Regions from separate parts of the Mus musculus genome. Here region 2 is linked to region 1. Evidence: chromatin loops called from intact Hi-C (ENCODE). Cell type or tissue: left cerebral cortex. All regions are shown on one strand. Each heading gives the region's core, and the rest is flanking DNA. Links, peaks and the distances in the headings are about the cores only.

Region 1 (10,128 bases), core at 1,028-9,027:
TTTTTCCACCCAGTGCCTCTTCTGCAGCACACTAAGTATGATGTATAACCTCTTTACAGACAGAAGGCCCATAAGACCAGTGTTGCACAGACTCGAACGACATTGCAAACCTGTACAGCAGTGACAAAAAGGTGAAGCTGTTCCTCCTGAAATCGATTATTTATTTCTGTAGCAGCAAGTCAAACTTATACATAATCCCCAAAAGCAATTACACTTCTGCTCTCACCGCATAGATGGTGTTTTGATCTACAGGGTTTCTAATTCAAATTTTCAGTGTTCTCTAAATGAGGTGTTTCTTATGCATTATTAACAGAACTTGGTTATATAAGAAATGTAAATTTATTCTATTCTCAATAATTAGAAGAAATGAATGTCACTATTTGAAAGAATGTACCTTTCATAAAGATAAAGAACGGAAAGAGTTTAGGAGTAGTAAGAATAGTAAAACTTTCATAAAATAATGTACAGGTTTTTATTTTAGAGGACTAAAAGTAATTATTGTAAGATGACCCATGGGATTAGACAAAGAAAACATTCTGTGTCAGTATTTGGGGCAATTGTGGTATAAAATTGTTATGCATTAAACACAATATTTTTATGTCAATTCCCATAAGTAACTTGTGGGAATGGGAGCCAATCATATTGTTTCTATAATAATCCATCATAATCATATTCAAGATGACTGTGCCATCCTCACATTTAGTGCTATGAATTGAGGATGGGGAGATAATTGTTTTCTACTTCAATCATCTCATTGCCATTAAAAAATCATTTTAAACCTCAATTTAGTTAGCCTTATAGCCATTAGGGAAAAAAGAATATGTTCCTTTGGCATATTTTACTCATTCATTCAGGGAATTTTGGTGAACATATAATCTTTACTCGAGAATGCTTCATTACTGGAGAAGACATGTTTATTTATGTTTTATATTTTAATGTGTGATTGAAATGAAATCACATACAAATCATCAGAACAGAAGGAAAAATCCCTTGAAGCCATCTCAAGGATTTAACAGATTCAGGGAAAGAGCTTTTAAGACTGAAGGACAATTTGAGATATACTCAATGAACCTTGGAGATGACTGTTATCAATTGTTAGCTAGGTACAGAATGAATGGATTAAGTAATGACACAGTCCTGTAGCGTAATGAGACATGGTGTTCAGGTAACAGTATAATCTGAGAAGATTCTGGAAAATTGAATAGTTGGAGGACTAGGGATAAGTACTAAAATGTTAATGGTTTAACTTTTAAGATTATATCTCAGATTTACTTGATCATTTCAGTATTGTCTTACTAATGCCACTAGCATCTACTACAAAACCTCCCCACTACAATAGGCTTCATCATCACAACTATACAAGATAATAAATGAGGCTGAGGTGGACTAAATTCTATATAACAACAAAATGTGTTGTTTTGTCATGTATTTTCTAACACCTGTGATATATATGTGTGTGTGTGTGTGTGTGTATATATATATATATATATATATATATATATATATATATATATATGCTAAACATACACACAAATATATATATGTAAATATTTATATACATATGTATATACACATACACATATAGAGATGGCTCAGCGGTTAAGAGCACTGACTGCTCTTCCAAAGGTCCTGAGTTCAAATCCCGATAACCACATGGTGGCTCAAATATAATTCTTAAATACAATTTCATTTACCAAAGTCAAACTTACTCATTTTGTTAGGCACATTTTTAATTCTTTCAGCTGGTGAGAAGAATATGAAAACAATTCAAGAAAAAGTGATTTAACTTCACATTCAAAAAGCTCAAATAAATATAAAGTTGTTTATCAATATTATCTCTGATAAAGATTTCATTATTCAAGTAAGTATGTTAAAACTTAAGAAATAAGGAACTCAGTAGCTTTTCAAATTCCCTAACAGTAAATAGATTCATTAATCTCTTCTTTCCAAAGACCTATAAACAGTTAGTCCTATTGATAGGTACCATCATATAGGCTGAGCTACCAAGAAGTTTCAATGATCCTAATGATCTGGTCAGAAGAGAGAAAGAGAGAGACCAGCCAAACTAGCTGGAAGAACCAGAAAAGTAATTGATCTGGATGAGAAAGAAAAATGCCCCATGGTGCTCTACTATGGACAAGTGTTGCATAAAGCCCAGCTAAAGGTTTTACAATCAAATGAGGCTCTAGGCAAGTGATAAAACTTTTAGGAGTTAAGGCCTTCTGGGACCTGTTGAGAGTCCTAGTTGTAAAATTTTGAAGGCATTGATGAAACTTTGTGTCTTCCTATTTCTCCCTTCATCCTAGGTTATAAAGGATATGCTTCTTCACCATGTACTGCCAGAAATTGCCTTCTATCATGACCAACAGAGAGTTACAGCAAGAGTCCACAATTTTCGGCTGGAAGGTCACCAGTTACAAGCAAAACTAAGCCCTGTATCAATTCAAGTTAATTTTCTGTCATTTTGCTCATATCACAGAAATCTGAATAGTATTTATGACTAAGAAAGGGTGCTCCTAAAGAAATGTTCAACATCCTTAATCATCAGAGAAATGCAAATCCAACCAATCCTGAGATTCTACTTCATAGCATTAAGAATGGCTAAGATCAAAAACAAAGGCGAGAGCAGATACTGGAGAGGATGTGGAGAAAGAGGAACATTCCTCCGCTGCTAGTGGGATTGCAAGCTGGCACAACCACTTTGGAAATCAATCTGGCGGTTCCTCAGAAAATTGGAAATCATTTTACCTAAAGACCCAGCAATACCACTCCTGGCATATCCCAAAAGATGCCCCAACATTGCATAAGAACACATGATTCACAATGCTCATAGCATCCTTATTTATTGCAGTTAGAAGCTAGAAACCACACATATGTCCCTCATTGGAAGAATGAATACAGAAAACATGGTACATTTACACAATGGAATACTACTCAGCATTTAAAGATGAGGACATCAGGAATTTTGCAGGCAAATAAATAGAAAATATCATCATAGGTGGGGTAATTCAGACCTAAAAGGATATAAAACTATGTACTCACTGATAAGTGGATATTAGGCGAAAAATTCATTATAACCATAGCACAGTCACAAATCTTATGAAGCTTAACAAAAAGGAAGGCCAAAGTGTGGATATTTCAATTCCTCTTAGATGTGGGAACAAAATAATTACATGAGCCAGAGTGAGAGAGGAATCTGGGTTGGATAGGGGAGGAGGAGAAAAATGGGGGGGGGGCAGGATCAAGTATAGTGGGAAAAGGAAAGAAGCCCAGAGTGTCAGGAGAATGAAAAGAGTCATACAGCAGTGTGGACTAGGAAAGAGGGAGAACCATTAGAAAGTCCCAGGGATGTGGAAGGCTCCTGGGACTCAAAGGAGATGACATTAGCTTAAATCTCTAATAGCATGGAGATTGAACTTGCAGAGACTACCTCCAGTATATAGATTGATCCCCAGTTGAATGATGGGGCCACCCCTCACAAAATTTTTAACCCAGAATTGTTCCTATCTAAAGGAAATTAAGGTAAAAAATATGGAGCAGAAACAGAAGGAAAGGCCACCCAGAGACCTCCCCACCTTGGGATCAATTTCATGAAGGGACATCAAGACCTGCCACTATTACTGATGCTATGATGTGCTTATAGACAGGAGAGTGACATGACTGTCCTCTGAGAGGCTCTGTCTGCACCTTAGTGAGGCAGATTCAAATACTGAAGCTAACCATTGGACTGAATGTGAGGACTGACTAAGATGAAGGGGATTGCAACCACGTAGGAAGAACAACTAACAACTAATTGGAACTCTCAGAACTCCTAGGAACTGAGCCACCAACCAAAGATTACATACTCTCCAATACATATATAACAGAGGGCTGCCTCATCTGGCCTTAGTAGAAGGGGATGTTCCTGTGGAGTCTTGATGCCCCAGAGAACAAGAATGCCAAAGAGGTAAGGTGTTAAGGGTGGGTGGATGGGTGGGAGGGGCGCTTTCCTATAGGAGGAGGAGAGGGAGGATGTGGTGGAAGAAGGACCAAGAAGGGGGACAACACTTGAAATGTAAATCAGTATTTTTTAAAGGGGTGCTGTTAGTGGAAACTAAGTAGAGATTGATGCCATCAGCACTGCCTCTAGCACTTCTCCAATCCAATACAATGTTGTATCTCAAAACATACAGCCAAAAATATCCTCTACAATGGGTTATTCATACTTTCTTAAAACTAAATTAACTTTATGTTTTAATGTAATTCTCTGATCCTAAAGATATCACAGATTAAATCTGCTTAACCTTGGTGAGATGGCTCAGACAGAAGTCATCTGCTGACAAGGCTTTTGGCCTGAGTTTAATCCCTAGAAAAATGGTGGAAAGAAAGTATTGACTTTGTCCTCTGATCTTAACAGATATTCTGTGGCATACATGTGCACGCAATGGCACACACAAACACACACATACACACACACAGAGAGACACACAGAAAGACACAGGCACAGACACACACAGACACACACACATGGTGGGGAGAGAGAAAACGTGGAGAGAGAGAATGAATAAAGAGTAATACAAATTGATAAAGAAAACAATAGTGTTTCAGTTTTGCAAATGCTCATATTAATATATTAATTCTGGAAATAATGTGATGTTTAAAAGATTTAGGTTGGTATCTTTGAATTAAGAATATATGTCTAAATATAACAGCATCTTCAAGTCAAGTGCTACAGAAATATCTCCCTCACTAGCAGAGGGTGGCAACTGCCTCTTTTATGTAAATGGGTTAAAACCAGAATATTTTAGAAGCAAATTATTTAGCATTCCCTTTTATACATGTAAGTATAAATGCCAATAATTGTATACTTGTACCATGCCTTATTTTATTCTGTTAAAAGCAGAAAATTATTTTGAAGGAAAATCAGGTACTGGTAGTTGGAAGGAGGAACAATCATTTTCCCAGTTCCTTTTGTCTGCCAGTAGGGTTGTCAAAATTAGACCTGTGCACAGCATAGAAATCAGAGCAACTCTGCCTCTGTCTACCAGGATAGGTTCTCTTCAGCAAATGCAATAGACACAGACACTCTTTTATGTCAAGGCAGTGTATTCAGTTGCTGTGTAACAAACAGATGACCTTTTCTCATAACGTATTTTGAATTATTATGAAGCTGTCTTACAACTTAGGATAGCCATGTTTCTTCTGTTGTATAGTTTACTGTTCTGTTGTGTTTTCAAAAGGATCACCTGGGACAATTAGCAGCGAATTAAAGGGAGGCAATCTACATACATCTGAAGTCACAGTTGGTATGGAGGTTGGTATGGGATAAATATATCTCATGTTGTATAATTATTATTCTGATGTATGAAGGAAAATCTGCAACAAATTCTTTGCAATTTCCCAGTACCCACTTTTGAAATGCTGTTCTATTCCTGGGGAACATTTGTAGAAAGGGCAAAGGAGAAATTTTGCTACATTTCAAGCAAATATAATTCTTACCAAGAAGGAATTTAAATAGCCTGGCATGTTTATTGTCAGAAGTTTTTCCCTCTTTATTGGTCTTTGCAAAAAGCCACAGCATCATATTTTAGCCACCTTACAGATTTTATCCATTAAGAAACCTCAGAAACAATAAGTTATCTTGTTTCTTTTTTCTTTTTTTAACTTTCCTCCAAAAACATAATTCTGAATTGGTACTTTGGAAAATTAGCATACATTGTCATATGGCAATTATAAATACATTATAATAATTTCTGTGCAATGGCATTCTTATAGAGGCCTGTTGCTAATGTCACAAGACTTTGGTCTTGGAAGATTGGCAGCTCCCTCTACTGTTTCTCTGAGTATGGTGCGGGGAACCTCAGACTCACCCTTTGTACAATTTCCTTTCCTGTGATGCTGGACGTTCACAGCTTGTCAATTAATGGCCTTCAAGCTGGCAAGCTTTCAAACACAAGCTGACTTTCAGCAGTTGGATGGCACCTTTAGGACACCTGCTTCAACAAGCCATCTACTGCAAACGAAAGTTTGATGCTGCTTTTAAAGCAGAGCCTGTGAATCACACCCCTTCTCTGAAGCTTTCTATTTCTGTACATATCCGTCTGGTCTGTTTACAACAGATGCAGGCTCTGAAAAGCAGTCCTGCTTGGCGGTAAAAATATGTGTCTTCTTATTTCTTTTATATTCTTACAGAAACATTTATTTATTTATTTTATGGAGCTCAGGTTGGTGGATAGCTTGCTCTTCTTGACCTCATTCACATAGTATGTGCAAACCAATATTTTTTTTTTCATTTCTGTCTCATGAGATTCATTTCTCATTATACAGTCTACATTTCTTTCTAATTATACTTAACTTCTGTGACGCTAAAGGAAGAAAAAAGAAGAAATAGGTTCTATTCTTCCTTCAAATAGAAATTTCCAGAAACCAGGCTGCATTTGTAATATTTTTTTCTTATACTACAAGGGTCATCTAAATAGCTAAGAATAAAGGTATTTATTATGCTACAGTGTCTCAGTTATTTCAGATTATGTGGCAAGGAAAAAATTAACATACTTCATCTGCTAAAACATGTAGAACTGTAGCCACTTTCTACTTTGCCTGAAATGAATTTCAAGAAGAGCATAGATGATGACATTAAATTAGTCTAAACATATAAGACAATAGGAAAGAAAACTTGACTGGATCACTTTGTTCTTGAAAGTATTGCCAATTGTTTAAAATTAACAATGTCATTTTGACATACAGGGTTTTTTATTTTACCATTGTTGGGTTGCGTGGGTTTCATTTTCTTCTTTTTCTTTTGTCCAGGTAAGTGTTGCAGTGTAGTACAAGCTAACTTCAAATTCACAGCCATATCCGGTGTAGCAGCCAAGTCCTGATATTGTAAGCATACAGCACTGGAATTTACCTTATGTTGGTTAACTAGACTCAACCCACCATGGATACCACTCTTCAAATAGACTATACCAGTATCACTTTTTTTCTTTTTTGCATAAAACATATCTCAGATGCAAAAAGTAACAAAAGACAAAGTAAAAAATTTTCTGAAAAATGATCCTTTTTTGCATATAAATAATTGTTCTAGAGAACTGCAATATGATTGTTTATGTCATCTAGAAAAAGCATTTTCTCCCAGGGAAATAGGATGCTCTGTAGAGATGATTCACTGACAAATATACAGAGAATTTCACTTCTTCCTTTGTTCTTATTAAGATATTATAAGAAAATGCTAGGGTAAACTAATACAATACTACCCTATATTTGAAGGATAAAATAATTTTGTTATGATTGTGACACAGAGAGTAGTATTCCATGGCTTTGATTTCATCAAAGTAAGGCAGAGGCAAGCAGATCTCTAAGAACACAAGGCAAGCCTAATCTATATACTGAGTTCCTGGTCAGATAGAGGTGCATAGTGAGAACCTGTCTCAAAAAAGAGATAGGAACAAACAAACAAACAAACAAACAGACAGGACTTATAAATTATGGAACTTGAGCACATAACAATGAAATAAAGAATAACCTTGATATTTTACCTTATATTATTTGGTTTATTGACTGTTTTAAACTCATTGAAAGTTATGAACATAAACTATTTCTTGATGTGTTTTGAAATAAAAATTTGGTCTATGTATAATTATATTGACTAATAACATTTAAAATATCTTAATTTGAATTTACAGAGAAATTTCATTTAGTTCTTAGTGAAATACTATAAGAAGATTATTTTTATGAATCAATTTATTTATGGGCTCATTCAAATATGTGAAGAACCATTTTTAAAATTATATGTCCCAGAACAGAGGAATACCAGGGCCACGAAGTAGGAGTGGGTGGGTTGGAGAGCAGGGCAGGGGAAGGGTATAGGGGACTTTCAGAGAGGAAACTAGGAAAGGGGATAGCATTTGAAATGTAAAGGAAGAAAATATCTAATAAATATTGACCCGAAGCTTGTCTCCTAATATGTATGCCATTTCCTGTCCACCTCCTTCTTCAATATTATTCACTGAGGCACAGAGACACTTAGTGTAACAGCTACAGTGTTGAGAGCCATGCAATGCTTCACCATCATCTATCAAGCTCCTAGCTTACAAGGTTAAGATCCAATAAATCCACATTTTAACTGTGAATTCTTAGTAGTAGAGCTGGGACATAATAGAAATGAAAGTGTATTTCCTACCTAAATTCTGACTCTATGACCAGACAGTATGATCATCAGAAACTGTTGAAACAGCTGCTCTTCAAGCATGCAGACCTGAGATTTAGTTAAAATAAAATTTCAGTGTGAGACATCATTGATTTAGATAATGATCTTAAAAAATTCTCACATTTGTTATGTTTGAGAAATAGCTGCTTACATGACTTTTTGTGTAAATCTTTGAAAAAAATCTTTACAGGAAAATATAGCATTATAGAAGTAGTACTTATTCATTTGCAGAGAGATTATGTTTTGGCATCACTCAATATGAAAAATTAATTGCATATTTATTACTAAACATGGCAGAGGAATTTGAAACACATAAATGACTTGTAGATGTTCAGGTATTCCAGTTTATTAATATGGAGAGGATAGACTTTATCAGTAGTTTAAATCAAAGTAGTTTTTATTTTGCAGATGTTTCAAAAGTAATTAGTTGACTTTTCTAAAAAGCAATGAAAACATTTTGTGCTTGCATAAATATTATTTTCATGAGGCATTATCATTTTCAGAAAAGCATTGTCATGTGACCTAAATACTCTGGCATACTTAGAGATTACAGTTTTATACATTCCCATCAATTATTGTTCCCAGTTCTGTTTTACAGAATGCATTGCACAGAAGGTCTTGATTACTAATACTTTTCTGTCTGTGCTGTGGGATTATTGAAGCAATTCTTGATCCAATTAAAATGAAATGTTATAGTCTAAGGAATGTGATCACAAACAGTGTCAAAGCTGTCTATTTCTCCCTACATTCCTGTCTCTCAATTTCAAGTGATAAGGCAGTAAGTGATAAGACACGTTGGTTTTTCATTTGTGAATCTTCCTTCTTCAGAATCTGAGCTCTTTCTTGTGGAAAAGTGTGATCATATGCATTATAAATTTCACATCACTTGACATAAATGTCTGCAAAGATCTTATATCATATTCTTCCAAATCAAAATGACACCTTTATATTATTAGGAGAAGACAAACATCCTGCCAGCTACTGATAACATTCTTAGCAAGAAAACAATGATAATGATCATAGACTAACACGAGTCAAACATACACTTAACTCTACTTCATGTCATAAGTTTTAAAACATTTAATAGAGCTGTTGAGGATAAACCCAGTCATTCAAATAAAATGAATGTAAGACCAAATAAGTGAGTCTTATTTCTAGGTAGGAGTAAAACCAATTGAAGTATGTAAAACCACTGAATGTTTTAAATATTTAATTATGAATATAGGTCTAAGAAAGTGGTATAAAAATTAAATATAATGTGATTGAGTTATCTCTCTGAATTTAAAATGGAATATAACTGAAGTGTTTTCTTAATGTGATAATTTATTTTTAGGACAACCATTCTGTCATTTACCAGCATCAGGTTTCATCACTATTTGTGTTGATGTAGAAGACATTTTGATTTCCATTCTGTCTGTCTGTCCCCCCCATCCCTCCCTCCCTCTCCCCCCCCCCCCGTCTCTCTGAGGTGTGTGTGTGTGTGAATGTATGGATCACAGTTACTTTTATTTAGATTGTTTTGATAAATTTTCCACACATACTATTTATATAGTGCACCTATTAACATTCTGTAAAATGATTAAATGAGACTAATTATCATGCTACATTAAATTTATAATATACATGTTGAAAAAACTATTAAAATATTCCCTATTGGTGATACTGAGCTGTATAGGACTTTAACCATCATGGACCCATTTCCTCCAAACCCTATCCAAACGTAACCCTCATTATGCTTTTGCTAATGAAAGTTCAATTATTTTTGAGTTTAGATAAAAGTCAAAGCATGTGATATTTACTGGGTATTTATTTATTTATTTTAGAACATTTCCCTAAATTCCATTTATGGTATACAAGAATTTCTCATGTTAAAGCAGATTAGAATTCTATTGTGTATATAAATTACTTTCTTATCTGTTCATCTGTCAATGGCAAATAGG
Region 2 (10,128 bases), core at 1,374-9,373, 1.4 Mb before region 1:
CAGTATGAGGAACCCACACACAATCATTCTGTTTTCAAAGTGTTCCTGCATAACTGAAATTAAATTTCTAAGACATGAGATTTGCGATTCATAATGTCTTATGTTATCACACAATAAAAATGTGATGGTGTGATTTATTTGGATAGCCACAAATGGTAAGGAGACCAGATAAGATGGAATGAGGGCCTTCGGGAGGAATCTTAAGTAAGATTGGAGACACCACTGAAGAACCATCTTTCTTCATTCTGGTCTGATCCACATGCATGCATTGGCAATAAATAGCTGCATTTTGATCACAAGAAAGGGCAGTGGTGATTTCCATTATATTTTCTGTTTCGATTACTTGTTATATTTTATAATTTGTGAAACAGAAACAAAGTATCCGATCCTTTTCTTTCTTTTTCTTTTCCTTTTACAAACACTGATGTCTCTTCAGAGAACACTTAAGATGAAAGTGAGATAGTTAGCCCCAGAAATGAAGGGAAAGTTAGTAGAAGTATACCTTTTGACCATTAAGACAGCCCTAACAGAGCAGAATTGTGTGTGCTAGAACAAAAAAATATATATCTAAGAAAGTCTTCATAACATGATATGTAATGTTTGAGTAATAAGGAGGATATATAGTGAAATATTTATATATAAATAAATAATAAAAATTAGAATATAGAAATCATATTATGAAAATTTCCTCAAACTAAATAATTTAATAAGTAATTAAGTAAGTAATATGAAATTACTGCTTAAATTGTTTATATTGAATCTAGAGCATAACTGAGGATACCTTAATCCCACTTGGGAGGGAAAAGAAAACAATGACAGGGGGCAGAGGGAGGGACTTGTGTAGGAGACAGGACAGGGAGGGGAAAATAGGAACATGATCAGGTGTTGTGGAGGGAGACAGTACTAAAGCCTTGAGGGCAGCAGAAAGAATGGAAACAGGGAACTACCAGAGGTAGGAGGTGGGGGGACCCTATACAATGTAGAAGAGACCTGGGAGGTGAAAGACTCTCAGTACTCGAAGGAAGGGACCTTGGATGAAATGCCCTACACTGGGGAAAGGTAACTGATAGAGTCTGCCACCGGTAGAAAGATATGGCATCAAGTGGAGGGATGGTATTGCCATCACACAGTTAAAAACTCTGATACAGATTGTTCCTGTCTAAAAGAACAGGGACAAAAATGGAGAAGAGCTTGAGGGAAAGGAAGTCCGATGAGTGGCCCAAACTGGGATCCATCACAATGGGAGGCACCAAAGCCTGGCAATATTACTGATGCTATTTTGTGGTTACAAACAGGATCCTAGCGTGGCTGCCCTCTGAGAGGCCCAACAAGTAGCTGAAAAAGTCAGATGCAGATACTTACAGCCAACCAATGGAGAGAAGCTTTTGACCCCTGTGGTTGAAATAGGGGAAAGCTGGAAGAAACTGAGGAGGAGGGTGACCCCATAGGAAGACCAGCAGTCTCAACTAACCTGTACCCCTGAGAGCTCTCAGACACGGAGGCGCCAACCAGACAGCATATACTAGCTGATATGAGGCTCCCAAACCATATACAGTAGAGGACTGTCTGTGAGAGAAGAGGCACCTAATCCTAGAAAGACACGAGTCCCAGGGAGGGGGGAGGTTTGGTGTGTGTGGGGTAGGAACATCCTGTTAGATAGAGACAGTGGTAGAGGTATGGAATGAGGAACAGTAAGAGGCTTGACAAGGATAATGACTGGACTGAAAAAAATTGAATAATAGTGTTATGAAGATAAGATTAAACAGTTGTGCTGACTCAAAGAAAAAGAATAAGACATCTAACATTTAAATATTAGTGGATAGTCATAAAGTGAATTTATATACATAGTCTTAGAAAAGTCAGCTGGCATTCACAAAATATAGTCATAGTATTATCTCAGCTTTTCTGTGTGATAACTAACAGAGAAAATAAGTGCCTGCTGGGGATTAGAATCAGCGTAATGTTAAAAGCAACAATACAGATGCACAGGATGCCCATCTCAGGACATCCTTCAGTTCTTGGCTGAAGTATTTTTTCACTAATAATTTTTAAAATGACTTCTTAGAAGCTTGGAAAATGGGCAAATACAATTGATAAGTGGCTTGGTTAATTACTATTAAATTTATTAATGGAATGAGATTGCCAAAATTACCACTTAAATATGTGACTTATTTAATGTAATTTCTAGATTACCTTAGACAACACAGAACATATCCAACAGTTGCTGCAAACCAGTGGCCAATAGTCTGTGCTGTTGTTCAAGAAATGCTCATGTACTGTACATTATTTCTAAAAGAAACTTATTTCATTTACTGGGTTAAGAATTACAAGTGCATTATATATTTTGTTTATGTTTCTATTTTATGAGGTTTGCTAAGTGAGATTGAGGAAATGTGACTCTGCCAATTGTACCTTTTTCTTTCTAAGTGCAAGAAAACAGCATTTCAGTACTAGTGAATAGATCCTTCCCACAATATGATATTTTGTTGCCAAATAACCTAAATTGTGAATGTTGCATAAAAGTCCTTAGTAGCTGGATTGTTTGCTAATCCTTAGATAACAAGTTTACACTTGGCACTAATGAGCCGGATGCTAAAGCCCATATTTATGATGTTTATGCTTTTATTTAATGTAATAGATTCTCAGTCTTTTGCATTAGAATTTTTGTTTTTAAGTTTTCTGTTATAATGAATTATATTTTAATATTTTAGACTTCTTTTTGTTAGTTTTTAGTCTCTCTATCTAGCTCAGGCTGACGTTAAAATCACCTTTTTTCATCAAAGTTTGATTCCTTCTGTCTCCAGTTCCTCCCCAGTCCTGGACATGTAGGCACATGCTGCATGTCTGCTTGCATGTGCCTACATGTCCCCTTGCAATTTAAGTTATTACAGTAGTCAAGTTTGTTAGATTTCAACAAGGAACATAAGAAAATGTTGTTACAGCTCCAGCATCAAAAAAAAAAAAAATAGGATTTGGAAAATATGCAAAGTTTCTGATTATTTTAAAATGACTTTATTAATTGCATGAATCTGAAGATTAAAATGGAGACCTGTAAGTGTGAAGCAAAAATTCCTCAGAATGCTTTTTTGTTTTTTCTCAGAAATATGTTTAATAGTGTGCCCCTTACTTATTTTCAATTGTGTAAGAGAAAAAATAAATGTAATCAAATATGCACCATTTATCAGAAATGATATTGTGGCAATTGCATTTAGGGAGCAGCCCGTACTCCCTGCTCAATTAGGAAGACCATCAAGAAGATGATGTTATTCTGGGTAGTGCTTATGCTGAAGGCAAGTTAAGTCTTCTTTATTTTAAATGGATATCCTAGAAAACATGTAAATCTTAAGATCCCACTTCACCTACCATATAGCCTTTTTTTTTTAACACATCCCAGCAACAACTGTAGATATCTAAACTATAATATAGACAGAAAACAAAATTTATAATTTAATTTTAAGTGCCATGGGATACTATTGTCCCTAGATATGTTACTACTCAAATACCCTTTGCTCTGCTTATTATAAAAATGTTCCTTATGAACTAGCACGAATAAAGGCTGAGTATTTGTTGACTATAAACTAAAAATTGAGTGTGGCTAGCTAAGGAAGCAATTACAGTGTCTGCAGATGAGAACAAAATGGAGGGACACCCCTGTGTAAGTCACTGTGCTGTAAGTACAGAGGATTGCATTGGGGAACTTAGTTACATTCCCACATCATTAACCTGTTTATTTGGTTCTGAGAGCCAGATATAACATCTGAGTGCCCACAGGCAATTCTGTTCTCTTTACTTAACCACAGCCCACCACCTTCACCAGATTCCTCCTGAGCTCGTAATTATTAAAAGCAAGGTCACATGAACTAAGACAGTGGCAATGTCTAGCACGGAAATGTTATCTCTTTACCACCACCCCATATCCTAATAACTGCATGCTTTCTCAGCAGAACTGCCAACCTATCTTCATTTCGGATGGTTCCCATCACAGTCAGGTAGAGTTCCCAGTTTCCAAGTGAAGCATTAGCTGCCTGCAAGCTGTGTATTATCTCTACACTTAAATCTCGCCTTCTATTCGTTGATACAAAGAACATAAAAGCTTTCCTGTGAGGGAGACCATTGACATATATATTTTTTTCGACTGTATTTTCTACTAAGTTGCTGTGTTCTGGCTTTTGACCTTTGTTTTACATTCCTTTTAGCCTCAGCCCTCTTGTTCTTTGAGCTGTTTATTTTGAATTTCTGGTCTTTCTTCTTATGCTCTTACAATTTTCATGCTCCTAGCCAAAAAGAACTCTTGATCCTGCAGTCTCTGACAGGTCGAGTCAGTGTTCTGCTCCTTGCTAGTTAGCAACATTAGATATAAAGATGTTTCGGCTATCTTCTCATGCCACCTTGACCTGTGGGTCCAGCCTTCTCTTTAGGCAAGATGCACTTGGTCCACCTTTATTCTTGCTTGTCTCTTCATTGATTCTGCTTTGTTTCCATTTTAATTTCATAGGTCAAGTCTAGTATTGGTTCCCAACTGATATGCATCATCTTCTTCATTAATCCTCACCATTAAATATCACTGAAAGCATGTGGAAAAAATTTTCAATAGGAGGGCAGGAATTAGACCATCAAAATTTATATTGGCAAGGAAGGAGTTTCTGAAAATCTTCATTTCATGTATGCAACTCTCTTATACCTCAGATCTTTGTACTTAGGGGCAAAAGAGCCTACATTAATTGTCACATCTCCTGCAAGTAAGTTCTGTTTCCAAGAGTTCCTTTCACTTAAAGGCCAACAGATTACATTAAAGGAAACCTCTTCAACCTGATTTTTAATGGGAATCAATATAAGTAAAGAACAACAAAGAACCAGCAATTTGATGGAGAGATGATCAGCTGGGATAGTTTTGAGTGATCACAGAGATGTTCCATGAGTTTAAAGGGCAGCTGTGGGCTCTGACCATGGACAGCATACGCAAGAACAAGTCTGAGAACAAGTTTGAAGAACATATAAAAGTAGCATGGTAGACATAAGAAAAGTAAAGATCTGTAGAGAAAGTGGTGATGTCATTGGCAAGCACAGAGTCACATCACACTACTCCCCCAGGTGTGTGGGGAGCACCATGGAACAGAGGCCTGGGAGGCCTCTGTGCAATCACCTAGTATGGCCTCCTCCTTTTTCCTGGGTTTTAAGAATACATCATGTTTTTCCTGCCTCCTGTACCCCATACTTAGAAAGTTTGGCTCTGCATGTTCAACACTTTCAGAAATAGTTGCTGCCTTAGAACAGTCTGAACTGGATTAAAAGAAGACTGCTTCCCTGGGGGAAGAGGAATGACAAAAGCAAAGTTGCTGCCCTACATGGGAGCTCAGCGCATGCTTCGCATCTGCTCTGCTTTCCACATTTAGTCGGGCTCTTCCCTTTTGTAATATGCCAGATGACGTAATGCTGCAGAAACTTCAGGGTCAATGCTAACATTTTTATAAGAAAAACATTTTAAAGTGAAGAACTAGCAACTTTACAGTGTTCTGGGGCCACTCTGTGTTTTCACAGTAAGTCTGTAGCTCTAGAGAGATCCCCAAGATACTATTAATAAGGTGGGGAGAACCTACATCATGTACGGTAGATTTTATATAAAGTCTCTTTATCCCTCCCCCCCTCTCTCTCCCCTCTGGTGTGTGTGTGTGTGTGTGTGTGTGTGTGTGTGTGTGTGTGTGTGTGTGTGTATGTGTGAATATGTCTAGTATTGCTACTTGTAAACACTCTAGCAACAACTTCATACTTTAGGGCGGGGGCTTTTACAGCAAGCCTGTGTATTTACTTAAAGTGGCACAATATTTACACTTAAGGATCCCTCTGGAGTGAAGCAGTTAGTCACGCTTCATCTGCTTGTGCATGACTTTTCTCAAAGGCAGTCCTTTCTTTTGGCACTAACACAGTTAGATTGTAGCCCCCATGACAACACATCTTCTGTGCTTATTGGCTTTTTTAATATACTATAACTGCAAGGAATTGACCCATTATATCTTAAGAAATGTATCTCTTGCAAAGGCCCAGAGAAAGTTTGAGAAGATTGTAGCATGAGCTGGTGCCCTCTGAAGGAGGGTAAAGGTTGGAAGAGAAGCAAATTATGCCACATCTGAGAACACTGGAAAGTTTGGGAACATTAAAGATCCATATGATCTGAAGGAAAAAAAAAAAACACGGTGCCATCATACTATAAAATCTAAGTGTCATTATACAGTAAACCAAGCAAGAAGCAAATGTTCTAGTAACTAATGTTCTAAATAAGGAAATAATAGAATGGTGATGTAAGAAAACACAACAAAATAAATTAACACCAAAGAAGCCTCTTACTGTATATTCTTGACAGAATTTTGTTGTGCCTTTCATTTTAATGATATTAAAGCTTCCATAGTAGCGAAGCTAAAGCTTTGGGGCTCCACAAATAGTGAAATACGGAAGAAAGATACTCTATATAGGCCTTAATTAGAAAATCACAGAAAGTAAAATACTAATTTTGTATTTAAACTCTGTGTAAAAGAAATGTTCAGGCAATGCTTCTTTTTCATAATTATTAAAGCTTCCTAAGTCCATGTGAAATATATACTACTCCTTGCCAAGACACGTGTACCTCAGGCATAATAATTTTTAAAAAGTTGCTATGTTCTCACAGCAGATTTAACACCCACATAACACAGAAAAAACTCAGATGTCACTGTGTTCTGTGTACCTCACACACTACTTTCTATAAGCGTGGAATGAAATCATTGTTATTTTTAAGCAATGAGTTCATTTGCTATGATAGGGAAGAACAAGAGAGGAATTTCCACAGAAGTGTGTTTTGTTGAGAGATTCTTGGATATAATTTGGCAATGATTGTTCTCTATTACTTCCTTGAAAGTATTAAAACTGGTAACCAGAACCCAGCCTTTCCCCATGTGAGATCTCTTACAGCCAGTAATACATCCTCTACAGTTGTTAGTCATAGTGTAACTTATTTTCCCAACAAACATCATTGGTACATGAAACATCCTCTTCATGTGTCAAAGGGAACTTCCTCATGTGAGGAATATCCAGTGTTTGGATGTTTCCTCAGTAAACATGTTGACCTCCCTAATGCATTCTTATTAACTTAGGTATTCTTTAAACAGGTTTTAAAACTCATAAGAAGCACAAATATATCATAATTATAAAAACTCGTATATTAAAATGATGTACTATGACGACCGACATTTTATCTTACTAATTAGTGTGAGGTGCACAGCACAATCACACTCAGATGGGTTTGCACTGCAGTCTGTGATCCTCTTGGGATGGAGACTGGCAGTATGGTGGAGGAATGTAAGAAGGAAACTTTCTCAAAAGATGAGCTCATTCAAACAGCAAGGTTAAAAAAAGGCATCTGCTCAGTGGTGAGCTCCACAAAGCAGCAGCGCAGGAGGGAGATGTGTGTGCTAGGAGTTGGAACTATGTCATTCTCCACCTTCGAATCATCTGTTCCACTGTAACTTAAAAAACATTACAATTCTGCATTTAAAGGTAAAATCAGGCCAGGGTATGGAAAAAAAAAAAGCTGTTGCTGACATCCATGGAGAACTGATTATATTCCAGGTATGAAATTAGGCATCTTTTATAAATTACATGATTTAGTCTTCAAGACAGGGTAGTTATTACCTACTTCTAAATATATAGGTACAAAGACTAAGTTAAAAAGATCCAGGCCCAAGAACAGATGTTTCTCTCCCAAAGTCTGCTCTTCCCAATGGAATACCACCAACTCCTACTTTCCACCTCAATTCTCCCTTCCTTTAAAGACTACTAACTGACTACCTATGCTCCCTCTTCATTCCCCCTCTCCTTCTGTCCACATAGCACTTCATCTAGGAGGTATACATTTAGCATTTGTGATATACTAGATGACACACGAGATATTCTGCAAGTACCATGAAGAATGTACTTGGTTTCTTAATAATTTGTATAATTTGTTGAATTCTGCAATTTGTGTAAAGGCCATGAGTCACATACACATGCACACTTACCGCCCCCCCCCCACACACACACCGAAATGACAAAAAACGCATGATTTCTAGACAACGGTGCAGTCCTTTGATTTCACACTCTGGATCCATAACATGCAGTGTTACTTATGGTAGAATTATAAAAAGTGATGATGTTTAGAGGAAATCATGAGGGTTATGTTAGCATGATGGCATTAATATCCATACAAGAATAGAAGAGAGGCTTGGACTTCTGTTTACTGCCATGTGAGGTACAGTAAGGAGTTGTGTCATTTCCAGAACCTAAATGGTGCCTGGATGATCTTGGAGTTTTCACTCCCAGTGCAAGACAGATGTTTAGTTTTTAAGTCAGCGAATCCATGGTTCCAGCATTATGTTCTGGGATACTTGCCTTTTTCTCTGTTCTGTTGAAGCATTCTTTCACTCTAGCTACATTAAAATGCTTCTACTGATGGACTAAAGTTGACATTTACAGATGTGCACATATTAATTATTAATTATATACTTGATAATGTCTTAGTTTTTCCAAAGCTTTCCCCTAAGCTTGTCTTCCCATGCATGCTCTAATGAAGTTGATGCTATTTTACTTTGGCATGTGGATGAGAACTGTGAGACTTAGTGACCTGAATTAACTGGTTTTAAGTGAAAGACCTATCAAGTCACAAATGTAGACAAGAAATTTAAGAAATGTGTTCCTATAGCCATTGCTCTCATTCACTTCTCAGATTATGGGCATGGAGAGACTACCAGTTTCATAGACTTGGCTCAACTGGCTAACTCACTCCAAAGACTTTTTATTATTATAAATGCCTGATGTACACAATAATATAATAGAACTGACCTATGTATGCTTGTTTATGTGTAGTTCACATTAACATGGATAAGTTCTTATTGAATTATTATTGACTAAATGTAGATATATTAGAGAATCTGACTAGCTGAAAAGTTTAGGCACAGAAATATTAAAGGAAATGAAGCTGCTTTGTAAGATAATCTCTTTCATCACATTCTGGAGAGAGCTCAATGACCCAAAACTTCTTATTCTTAATCTTTTCATTTTATTTTTAAAAGATTATAAACCAATCCTTTCTGTTAGTATTTCCTGGTGTTTTAATATTTATAAACATATTAATCAGTAATTTTTAAACACAATTAGAACAACTAGATGCATTATGAAATCAATACAGGTTCTGAACAGAATTGAAGGAACAAAAGGTATTATCTATCTTTAAAGTGTGTTCACATCCAGAAATACTTGTGTCTTTCCAAGAGTCTTAGTCATTCAGAGAAGTCCAGAAGTACAGAATATTGACCCCAAAGTGTCCTTCTCTACTGAATGTCTCCAAAAGGGATTTAATTAGTCACATCTTACCTGTGTATGAAACATATACAGGCAATTAGTTACGCTCTTATGCAAACAGATTATTTAGGGTCATGTGACTTATTATTGAATTCACTCAGCAGTGTCTCAGACTCTCTTAAAACACAGGGGCTTCACCTTTGAAAGACTTGAGGCCCCAGGGAGTGGGGAGGCCTGGTAAGGTGGGGTGTGGTGGGGTGGGGTGGAGGATTTGGGGGTGGGGATATTCTCTTGTAGGTGAGGGAGGAGGAATGGGATGAGGAACTGTAGGAGGTCAGACCAGGATGGGGATAATGTAGTTTAGCTCAGACTTTAGATAAGCATGGACCTCTAAGCAAACCCACTCCTAAAGGACAGCAATGGAGGGATATTCTTAATGAATATTTAGGACTGCATTGCCTTTATTCTTTTACCTTAGAAAGACGCACATACAATCTGAAGGTTGGGAACTGATCTGACTATTGTCTTAATAGAAAGTTTGACACCTGCTAAGCAAACTTAGAGATCAAGGTGGAGGACAAGTTAGAAGTAAGATTTATTTAGAGGCCATACCCAGAGCTTTTAAAGAGATCTCAGACTGCCTAGATAGTTCTACTACATGTAAATGCTTGTGGAAGATCTTCCATAGTGTAAAACACATTTAATAACAATGTGTCCATGTTCTAGTGTTTATGTATTAGAAAGAAAGAAATGGAGTGCATCTTTTATTTTCATTACTCTTTCTTCCTGAATTAAACTTTGAACTTCTCAGGTACAGCCTAC

What was found. A loop is a pair of places that touch in the nucleus more often than their neighbours do. Peaks named below come from ENCODE experiments on the same cell type or tissue, not always from the same donor. Only the 100,000 strongest peaks of a DNase experiment are listed, where the experiment ranks them.
Region 2: a loop joins it to region 1, with 14 times the contacts of the local background. A loop is called at or near these places in 7 of 42 quality-filtered maps.

Annotation. Positions count from the first base shown.
Region 1 is chr4:79,046,993-79,057,120 of GRCm38, forward strand. No RefSeq gene overlaps it. Among named protein-coding and RNA genes, the nearest start is that of A430085M09Rik, 460 kb to the left of the region's middle. In left cerebral cortex, for the core only: CTCF peaks have their summits at 4,963 and 5,835 (motif pointing left); DNase peaks (open chromatin) are centred at 3,574, 3,865, 4,409, 4,789 and 3 more places; H3K27ac peaks cover 3,105 bases.
Region 2 is chr4:77,642,390-77,652,517 of GRCm38, forward strand. All of the region lies in intron 2 of Ptprd (protein tyrosine phosphatase, receptor type, D), which reads right to left. Among named protein-coding and RNA genes, the nearest start is that of Gm38646, 340 kb to the left of the region's middle. In left cerebral cortex, for the core only: a CTCF peak has its summit at 2,245; DNase peaks (open chromatin) are centred at 2,254, 5,268, 5,848, 6,684 and 3 more places; H3K27ac peaks cover 6,988 bases.